Linked DNA regions of Homo sapiens: region 1 is linked to region 2. A link is a loop called in an ENCODE intact Hi-C map of the cell type or tissue named here. Cell type or tissue: GM12878. All regions are shown on one strand. Each heading gives the region's core, and the rest is flanking DNA. Links, peaks and the distances in the headings are about the cores only. Region 1 overlaps LOC101928516 (a long non-coding RNA gene). Region 2 overlaps LOC101928516 (a long non-coding RNA gene).

Evidence for each region. Hi-C counts contacts between places; a loop is a spot of excess contacts. Peaks named below come from ENCODE experiments on the same cell type or tissue, not always from the same donor. Only the 100,000 strongest peaks of a DNase experiment are listed, where the experiment ranks them.
Region 1: it touches region 2 in a loop (1.9-fold over the local background); 1 of 110 quality-filtered maps calls a loop at or near these places.

What each region holds. Positions count from the first base shown.
Region 1 is chr6:74,596,456-74,601,845 of GRCh38, forward strand. All of the region lies in intron 2 of LOC101928516 (a long non-coding RNA gene), which reads left to right. All of the region lies in intron 2 of LOC105377858 (a long non-coding RNA gene), which reads right to left. Among named protein-coding and RNA genes, the nearest start is that of SNORD156, 530 kb to the right of the region's middle. In GM12878, for the core only: no CTCF peak of the experiment used is centred there; a DNase peak (open chromatin) is centred at 2,146; H3K4me3 peaks cover 508 bases; H3K27ac peaks cover 1,599 bases.
Region 2 is chr6:74,469,167-74,474,530 of GRCh38, forward strand. All of the region lies in intron 2 of LOC101928516 (a long non-coding RNA gene), which reads left to right. Among named protein-coding and RNA genes, the nearest start is that of SNORD156, 660 kb to the right of the region's middle. In GM12878, for the core only: no CTCF peak of the experiment used is centred there; no DNase peak of the experiment used is centred there.

The DNA.
Region 1 (5,390 bases), core at 82-5,081, 130 kb after region 2:
ATTATTACAGCTGTCATTGGCCTTTACTATGGTACTGGAGTGTACCTAGGAACAACTTCTACCTAGAAGGCATTGTAACACAAATTCATTCACTTTTTAAAGGGAAAAATTGGGAAACATGGTGGTATTGTCCATGGATAGAGTTTGTAGCTAGATCTTTTCTTGGATGAGTGCTTTGAAAAATGCCACATTTTCATAAAATTCTGGAAAAAATTCTCACTTCAAATTGCTGAATTAGTGTTTATAAACCAGAAGACAGAAAGTGTTGTGTTCAACAGCCAAACCTCCTGGTGACCCACAGCTGTGTCTGGACCAAGACTGCATATTTAACTCAAGGAAGAAGTGCCTCTTTGAGTACCTCACTCCCCAGCATGGAATGTTAATGAGAATTCTCTACCAGATGTGTGGACTTAGTGCTAGACAGGAACAATATTGAAAAGTATGCAATTAAACTTTTAACTTTTTTTTTCAGATAAAAAGAATGGGAAGGTATTATAAATAAATATACTTTAATGGTTATTACCATTATATTAGAAATTAGTTGCATAATTCAGTTCACTGTTTAATCATAGGTAAAATTAATTGAGGCCACATGTGCCTACCTATGGCCATTTGAATGTATCTAGTGTGGTAGGTGACTCCTGCAATTGTTCCTGAGGTTCTCTGCAGGATATTTCTCTTCTCTCATCTCCTAGCCAGACTCAGAGAAGCCAATGGAGTATTTGGAGCAACCACTACGTGGAAGGAGCCCAGATCCTGAGTAAGCTGGTAGGCCACCAGCCAGATAATTAATTGACATGAATGAGAAATAAAGATGATGTGTTAACAAATAAAAACACATATAGAAATAAGCATATTCATGATGTATAAAATACACTTATAATATCTAAATAAGCATAAAACTTTACCAACATCATAAGGAAAATAAATGTCTTGTAGGACTTGAATGAAGAGGAAAACACATCTGGAGAGGATATGACTCAGGATAACCACTGCCTTTTCTAGCATTTCCTGACTGCTCAAATTTGATTAGCGCTTCCCACCTGACCCTGTGTGAAGCCCATGGGCTTATTTGTCTGAATCCCATCTGTACAGTAAGCTCCTTGCAGCCAGGCCATTATCTTATTTATCTTGAATTACTTGTAATTACTTAGTCCCGGAAACATACATAGATGTTTCTTAGTAAATACTCATTTTTTTAGTGAGTGATGTATGAAAATGAGAAACATTTCACAACTGGACAGTAAAGATGGCATTTGTTAAGAAGTAGAATTTTGATGGTGGAGACTCTGATGAGAAGGACATTCCAATCAGAGGAAACAGTGTTAGCAAAGGGCATCATAAAAAAACAGGTGAGCAAGGCTGTATAATCCTACGCTGGAGGTCTCTGTAGCTGTATCAGGAAAGAGGTCTTTGGTATTTTATTTGTATATAAAAATTCACATTTTCTAATGCATGTTAGTAGGATAAATGTCTTTTTCTTTGTCTACTGGTGTTTGCCTCTGTTTTTAATGTGTGTATGACAGCATATGTGAATTTCGAAAATAAGCACAGAGAACATGGATAACATTCTAGAATATAAAACTAACAAAGTATTACACAGTTTCAAAATGACAATGACATCTATATATAGAAAACAAAGTTGGTGAACATTAACAACATGAACTTTCTATTTTAATAAGAAAATGGAAAATAAAGAATAATGATATTGTAGATATCAAAATAATTTACCAATAAGATTAAATATTTTGTTAAATAGCCTGATTTTTACTGATAAATCATGTAAAAACACTTAGTGAAAGTATATTAATTGTGTATTATGGGTTAGGTGCTATTCTGAGTGCCATTTATGCACTGGGAATAAAATAGTCCCTGCTCTATTTTGTAATTATAGTCTGGTAGGTTAGTTAGATAAGTAAATAAACAAATGGTGTAAAATGATAACAATCATGATGAATACTATGAATAAAGTAAACAGAGTGCAGAGAGATAAAATAATTGTGAAGAATCTACTTGTTTAGAATAAGTAGAGAGACCCTTCTAACAATGTGACAATTAAGGTGAGTCATGTAAGGCAGAATCAGGCAAGCGTGTTCTAGGCAGAGTTGCAGTTGCAGATGTTATTCCAGATATTAGTCAGAGCACCTGCCATCCTTCCTTCTTTCACCAAATATTTAGTGTGTGGCTACATTAGGTAAATCGACATACTCAGTGCTTAAAGAGATAGAGAAATGGACCAGGCACAGTTTCTGTCTTCAAGGAGGGATTGTAATTTTGAAATTATAACTGGCCATGGTGTGCAGGAGCTGACTCCTACACATATGAGAGCTGCTTGTTAAATACTCAGGAATGTTGTAACCTGCTTGTTAAATAGTTGGTAGCCTAAATCATCCATGGTAAGAGTATTTACACTACAATAATTGGCAGTCATTGTAAATCAGGGTGTTTTCTTTTCTCCAGAGAGTTTGTGGTTACATATTTACCAACAACCCATAACTCATCACTTGTAAGGCTGATTCAAGAGGAACTGAAGCTACTTGTTGACTTTAGGCTCTATTATATTCTACTATCAACTGTTTACATAGGGTACAACTTTGAAAAAGTACAAAAATATTATTTTATATTGCCATCTCAATATTGATAATGCAAAGTGCTTTCAGTAGCTTTTAGGGTTGGAAATTTGAGACTAAACTTGATAAGATCAGACAATATGACTCTTATTCCCCCCTCTACCCTCAGTATTAGCCAGACCTGTGATCATTGCTAGTGAAGTTTGCTCTTCCAGGAATACTCTCCCCATCACGATCTCCATCTGTCCAATCCTGTTGTCTTACAAGTATGAAATGATAGCTCCCATCTTAGAAGAAAGATTTCATTTCCCCCACATCCCTTCCTTCAATAGCTCAATTTCTTCATTTTTCATTCCAAGTCCCAAAGTTCCTATTTCAGGCTTTTGTCTCCAGCACTTCACTAAACTGTTCCTATGAAGGGCAGCAAATACAAAGGACAATTATCAGTCCTTGTCTTCCTCAATCTTGCAGTGATATTTGACACAGATGGTCCCTCATCATTCTTCACAATTCTAAATACAGGAGTTCCCTAGGTTCAGTCATTGGGAATTTTTCCTGTCTATTGACTTTCATTGGTATTTAGGTACTGATTATGTATTATGTATCGATGACTGACTTATTCTGAGTTCCAAGCACTTAGCACAGCATAGAAAGCCCCTTCACAGTCCAGCCTCAGCCCAGCTCTCCAACATCATGGCCTTCCATGCTTCACTTGACTCACGATGCTTGATCACACAGAAGTTCTTATTTTTTCTTGAAGAAATAAAGCTGAGTCTTTCTTTAAGACTTCATTTCAGTTTCCCTCTGCTTATAATACTCTACCCCTATTTCTTCTATAACTTACTGACATACTTTTTTCAGGGCCCTGCTCTAATGTCGTCTCTCTGACCATCTCATCTAGAATGTCAACACCATAATCTCACAATGCTTTATTTTTCTTCATACTAATTATTTTTGTGTCTATATAATATATATATGCACACACATATACATATGTATATAATCTCACTAACATAGTAGTAATACACTTTCTAAAATGTCTATCGACACAATATTACTTAATATATTATATAATATATAGCATAAATTGCAAAGATATAGTACTTAATGTATAGTATAATGTCATGTAATATAACATAATATACTCTCCCTGGAATGTAAACTTCCTGAGAACAGAAAGCTATCTTTCTATAGTTCCATCACCCAAAAACAGTGTCTGACACATAGTAAGAACTTAAAATACATTTTTTGAATGACTGAAAAATTACCTAAAAATTAATAATCCCCATGTAGCCTTTTTATTTAACTATTTTTACACTTCTTTACCCTCCTCCTTTTATCCACTGAAGGCACAATAATCTAGGCCATACAGTAGTAACTTATGAGAACCAGTTCTTGAATCCAGATATTTTCATTACTTTTTACTTCAAATACATGTTTCCATTGTATTGCCACCTCTAATTATATATTTTTTAGAACCAGTTAGTTTGTAATATCAAATGCCATTGGCAATTTCTGGCCACAAGATTTTTTTTTTTTTTTTTTTTTTGAGACGGAGTCTCGCTGTCGGCCAGGCTGGAGTACAGTGGCGTAATCTGGGCTCACTGCAGGCTCCACCCCCCGGGGTTCACGCCATTCTCCTGCCTCAGCCTCCCAAGTAGCTGGAACTACAGGCGCCCGCCACCTCGCCTGGCTAATTTTTTGCATTTTTAGTAGAGAAGGGGTTTCACCGTGTTAGCCAGGATGGTCTCGATCTCCTGACCTCGTGATCCGCCCACCTCGGCCTCCCAAAGTGCTGGGATTACAGGCGTGAGCCACTGCGCCCGGCCTCTGGCCACAAGATTTAATCATCAGGAAGATCTATTGAATATCTACTATGAGGTGTCCACTCTATTGGTGCTTGGGATCCAAAGACAAATAAAACACTTCTCTTGCATCCAAAGGTCTCTCTGTCTTACACAAGCATACATGCAAAAATTTATTGCACTAATTTCTGGGGAAATTATGTACAACTTGTACAGGAAAAGCCTCATATTTCAACGTTAAAAATTCTGTTTGCAGAATGAATTTCTGCACATACATGCACATATGCACACACACATATGCACAATCATACATACGCACTTTTTAACAACCTTAAGTGTATAAGAACATGATATGAACTCTTTCTTTTTGAGGGTATTTATATTTCAGGGCCAGATATAACCACAGAAACATCTGACCTTAGCAGAAATATTATTCCTTCTTATTTGTCAAAAGTTGAGCATTAAAATCAAATGTGAGACTAGGAAATAGCAGCTTCACTTGGAGATTTCTCCACAGAGTTCTTGTCTTCAAAATAAAGTCAGTGGAAAAGAAAACGCAAATCCCTTTTCAATTATTCATTTTTTCCAACTTGGAAAATTTTTCAATACTTATTATTTACTCTGGATATCAGTTATTCTTTTCATTGACTTGCATTATCTTTCCATATACACACATTTTCCAGGATTTTATTTGGCCTACAAATAACCTCACAGGTAATTTATTTTGCAAATACTTCATGTTTGATCTAGGTGGCAAGGCAAATAGTTTTCATATTATTTAGCTGACTAGGGTGGAAAGTGGAAAAGAAAATTTTATTTGACATTTCCTGTCAGTAAGCTGCTAGTGCTAAGAACAGAAACTGCATAAGTAATAGCACTGGCAACTAAATTCTTTCATGCAATGATGATGCTAACTATATCTTAATAAGAATGATGTTGGGATGTCTTCCTTGTATATATTAAAAAGTGTATAAGGTTGACTAAGCAGTCCCAAGCAGTCAGCGTTGCTCTTGGT
Region 2 (5,364 bases), core at 365-5,364:
GATTTTGGTTTTGATTTTGGTTTTGTGTAAATTGCAAAAGTGTGTGTGTGCCCTCTTTCCTCTTCTTTGTTTGTGGTGTGTGTGTTGTGTGAGCATGGTGTTTTATCTCAAAAAAACATGGGTCAGGTGCAAAGTAAGCCCACCCCACTGAGAACTATGTTAAAAAAAAATTTCAAGAAAGAATTTAAGGGAGATTACGGTGTTACTATGACACCAGGAAAACTTAGAACTTTGTGTGAAATAGACTGGCTAGCATTAGAGGTGGGTTGGCCATCAGAAGGATGCCTGGACAGGTCCCTTGTTTCAAAGGTACGGCACAAGGTAACCTGGGTAAGCCAAAGTACCCAGACCAGTTTTCGTACATAGACAGTTACAGCTGGTTTTAGACCCCCTTTCCTCCCACTACAGTAGTTAAGAGAACAGCAGCATAAGTGGCTGGCAGAGGCAAGGAAAGACCAGCAGAGAGAAAAAGAGGCCATCTATACCAATTCTAAGTTAGTTTAGACTAAACAAGGTCTTATTAATAGCAAAGGATAATTGACATCTCAAACTTACAAGGTTTTCAACAAAAGTGAAGATTGCTAAAAGTTAACAGTGTAACATGTATTATGGTAACTTCTAATCTTGTGGCCTTAAACAGTCTAGTCCAAAGATATAAAGAAAGTTCTCTTTAAAAAAAGGAATGGTTATCTTCAAACAAAAAAAAAGAGGGGGAGGAAAAATTTATGTAAAAAGACTGTTATATGGTAAATTCTTGTCCTGAAATAAATTAACTGGTGGTTTAAAGAGAAAAAAAAGTTTGTAATAAGTCAGAAAGTTAAGACATGTTGAAGAATTGTCAGGGAAAGTCGTGAAAGAAAAAATGTTATAAAAATTTTTATGCAAAGAATGTTGTATAATTTAAAAGTAATAAGGCCTCCTGAGTACTATTGAAGAAACAGTTTATGTGCAAAGTGTATAAAAAAGTAAAATATACCTTTGGTAAAAAGATTATAAGGAGGCATAAGAATGTGGATTTTTTACCTACATTAAAAGGTTAAAAAAACTGTTTTAAAAGTTTAAGCAAGTTTTAAAACATTAATTGTAAAGAAAATTCTGTGTGTAAACATATTAGCTAAAGTTAAAAGGTATCATCCAGTTTTTCTGTGAACTGGACATGAAAGTAAAAATGCAACAGGTTTTTTTCATAAAACATCAAACTGCTCTTTAACAAAAATTATAAAAGGTTAAAAAAAGCCTATAAAATCTTACCTTATGGTCAAACATGAAAAACTGGAGAAATATGTCGACAAGGTTTTATTAAAGTTAAGTTTAATATTAAAAACACACTAATATAAAGGTAAAATTTAGCATATCTGGTATGAAAATCATACAAGAAACATTATTAAATATAAAATGGTGTTTAGCTTTCTTTGGTCTAAAAACTAATAAAAATTGGTGCTAAGGGAAACATTCATTTTACTAGAGGAACATAAAAGTTAAAGACTTAAAACAAACTTTGGCAATTAAGACAACATACCAAGATGCAAATGCCTGGTTGAAATGGATCAAATATTCCATCTGCATGTTAAACAAAAGCAATTGTTATGCTTGTGCACATGGCAGGCCAGAGGCCCAGATTGTCTCCCTTCCACTAAGGTGGTCCTCCAGTCGACCAGGTGTGGGCTGCATGGTAGCTCTTTTCCAGGATTCTACATCCTGGAGTAGTAAGTCATGTGAAGCTCTCTCTGCTATATCCCGAAGTCCCTGAAGGTCAGCCCCTGAGGGCCATCCAGCTTCCATCTCCCAACACTAAGTTCACTTCCTGTCTCTCACGGCAGGGAGGAAACTTAGCATTCCTTGGAGACCTAAAGGGATGCGGTGAGCTTAAGAATTTTCAAGAGCTTATCAATCAGTCAGCCCTTGTTCATCCCTGTGCAGATGTGTGATGGTATTGTGGGGGACCTTTACTGGGCACTCTGCCAAATAACTAGAGTGGCACTTGTGCTTTAGTCCATTTGACTATCCCTTTCACCCTGTCATTTCATCTACCAGAGGAAGGAAAAATAATAATAATAAGACATCGTAAAGTGAGAGAAGCCCCTTATAGGTCTTTCAACTCTCGCATTTATTTAGATGCAATTGAAGCCCCCAGGGAATACCAGATCAATTTAAAGCTTCAAATCAAACAGTTACAAGGTTTAAGTCAATATTTTGGTAGATGACAGTCAATAAAATGTAGATTAGATAAACTATATCTATTACAACCAATAGCAATGGGCTTTTCATGAGTTAAAAAGAAAAACTCATGTTGGCCCCAGCCCTGAGGCTACCTGACCTGACAAAACTCTTTACACCCTATGTGTCAAAAAAAAAAAAAAAAAAGGCAGTTGTAGTTTTAACCCAGACTATAGGGCCCTGGCCAAGGCCAGTGGCCTATCTCTCGAAACAACTAGACGGGGTTTCCAAAGGCTGACCCCCTTGTCCAAGGGCCCTGGTAGCAACAGCCCTGTTAGCACAAGAAGCAGATAAGCTAACTCTTAGCCAAAACCTACACGTAAAGTCCCCCTATGCTGTGGTGATTTTAATAAAAACCAAAGGACACCATTAGCTAATGAATGCTAGACTAACTAGATACCAAAGCTTGCTCTGTGAAAATCCCCACATAAGAACTGAAGTTTGCAACACCCTAAACCCCACCACCTTGCTCCCAGTGTCAGAGAGCCCAGTTAAACATAACTGTGTAGAAGTATTGGACTCAGTTTATTCTAGTGGGCCCAACCTCTGAGACCATCCTTAAACATCAGTAGACTGGGAGCTGTACGTGGATGGGAGCAGCTTCGCCAACCCCTGCAAAGTGACTCTAAAGAAGATGACAAGCCCTGCTCCAGTCACACCCAGAAGCTGACTGGTCCATGCACAGCCGAAGCATGAGGAAACTCATCGCGGGACTCATTTTCCTTAAAATTTGGACTTGTACAGTAAGGACTTCAACTGACCTTCCTCAGACTGAGGGCTGTTCCCAGTACATACATCAAGTCACTGAGGTAGGACAAAAGATTGCTACAGTCCTATTATTTTATGGTTATTATAAGTATACCAGGACTCTAAAAGAAACTTGTTTGTATAATGCTATTCTATCCAAAGTATGTAATACAGGAAGTGACCAGCCCGATGTGTGCTATGACCCCTTTAAGCCTCCCATGATCACAGTTTTTAAAATAAAATTAAGGACTGGTCCTTTTCTAAGTGACACAAGTAAAGTAATAGAAGACAAGAATGAGGGGTCCCCAAAACTGTAACCTTAAAATTTGATGCCTGTGCCGCTATTAATAGTAAACAGCATGAGATAAGATGTGGTTCTCTAGATTGGGAAAAAAGTTACACAGCAGAAAATAAGTACATCTGTCAAAAATCATGTTTATGTGAGATGTGTCAATACTGGTCTTGTGTCATTTGGGTTACTTAAAAAGAAGATAAAAAAGATCCTGTTTGACTCCAAAAAAGAAAAGTCAGCCCCTCCTGCATGAGTGTGAGCTGCAACCTTTTAGAAATGATAATCACAAACCCCTCAGACCCAAAGTAAAATAAAGGAAAAGATGTAACATTAGACATTAATGGAAAAGGACTAGATCCTAGTGTAAGCATCCTAATAAAAGGAGAGGTTCAAAGACGCTATCCAGAACCAGTATTTCAGACTTTCTATGATAAACTAAATGTGCCAGTACCTGAGATTCCAGGAAAAATTAAAAATTTGTTTTTGCAATTAGCCAAGCATGTAGCCCAGTCTCTAAATGTCACCTCATGTTATGTTTGTGGAGAAACCATAACAGGAAATCAATGGCCATAGGAAGCCCGAGAATTAGTTCCTACAGATCCAGTTCCTGATGAATTCCCAGCCCAAAAGAACCAGCCTGACAATTTTTAGATTCTAAAAGTCTCAATTATTGGACAGTATTGCATAGCTAGAAAAGGAAAAAGATTCACTCATCCTGTAGCGCGGCTTAGTTGTCTTGAGCAAAAGCTGTATAATGGTACTACAAAAAGTTACATGGTGAAGTTCCAATTACACAGAAGTAAATTTCCAAAGTTGCAGACTGTTTGGGCCCACCCAGAATTCCACTGGGACTGGACAGTACCCACCAGGTTATACTGGATATGTGGACACAGAGCTTATGTTAAGCTCCCTGATCAGTGGACAGGTAGCTGGGTAATTGGCACCATCAAGCCATCTTTCTTCTTACTGCCCATAAAAACAGGTGAACTTCTAGGCTTCTCAGTCTATGCTTCCTGCAAAAAATGAAGCATAGCCATAGGTGATTAAAAAAATAATGAATGGCCCCCTGAAAGAATCATACAATACTATAATCCTGCCACTTAGACACAAGACGGCTCATGGGGATACCGGACCCCCATTTACATACTCAACTGAATCATACAGTTGCAAGCTGTTTTAAAAATCACCACTAATAAAACCGGTCAAGCCTTGACTGTTCTTGCCTGGCAAGAGACTCTGATGAAAAATGCTATCTATCAAAATAGACTAGCTCTTGACTACTTGCTAGCAGCTGAAAGAGGAGTTTGTGAAAAATTTAACCTTACTAATTGTTGTCTACACACGGATGATTGGGGCAAGTAGCTAAAGATATAGTTAAAGATATAACACAACTGGCACATGTACCCGTGCAAGTGTGGCATGGACTCAATCCAGGAGCCATGTTTAGAAATTGGTTTCCAGCAATGGGAAAATTTAAAACTCCTATAATAAAAGTAATAATAGTAATAGGAACCTGCTTACTGCTCCCTTGTTTGCTACCTGTACTTCTTCAAATGATAAAAAGCTTTGTCGCTACCTTAGTTCACCAAAATGCTTCAGCACAAGCATACTATATAAATCACTATCAATCTATTGCACAAAAAGATATAAGTAACAAAAATAAGAGTGAGAACTCCCGCTAATAAAAAGTGAGAGTCTCAAAAGGGGGAATGAAGGAAGAGAAAGACCCTCTCATATTATTTTATATTGTTTTATACTCAGTACCTGTTTTAAGAAAAAACAACAAGGAAATAAAACCAAAGACAGGCAGCTCGGCGCCACGCCCGAAACCAGGCCTGGGCCTGCCTGGCCTAAACCCAGTAGTTAAAAATCAACTCATAACTTAGAAACCGACATTATTCATAGATTCCAGACATTGTATAGAAGAACATTGTGAAACTCCCTGCCCTGTTCTCTTTCTCTCTGACCACCGGTGCATGCAGCCCCTGTCATATACCCCTCGCTTGCCCGAATCAATCACGACCTTTTCATGTAAAATCTTTAGCGTTGTGAGCCCTTAAAAGGGACAGAAATTGTGCATTCAAGGAGGTCGGATTTTAAGGCAGTAG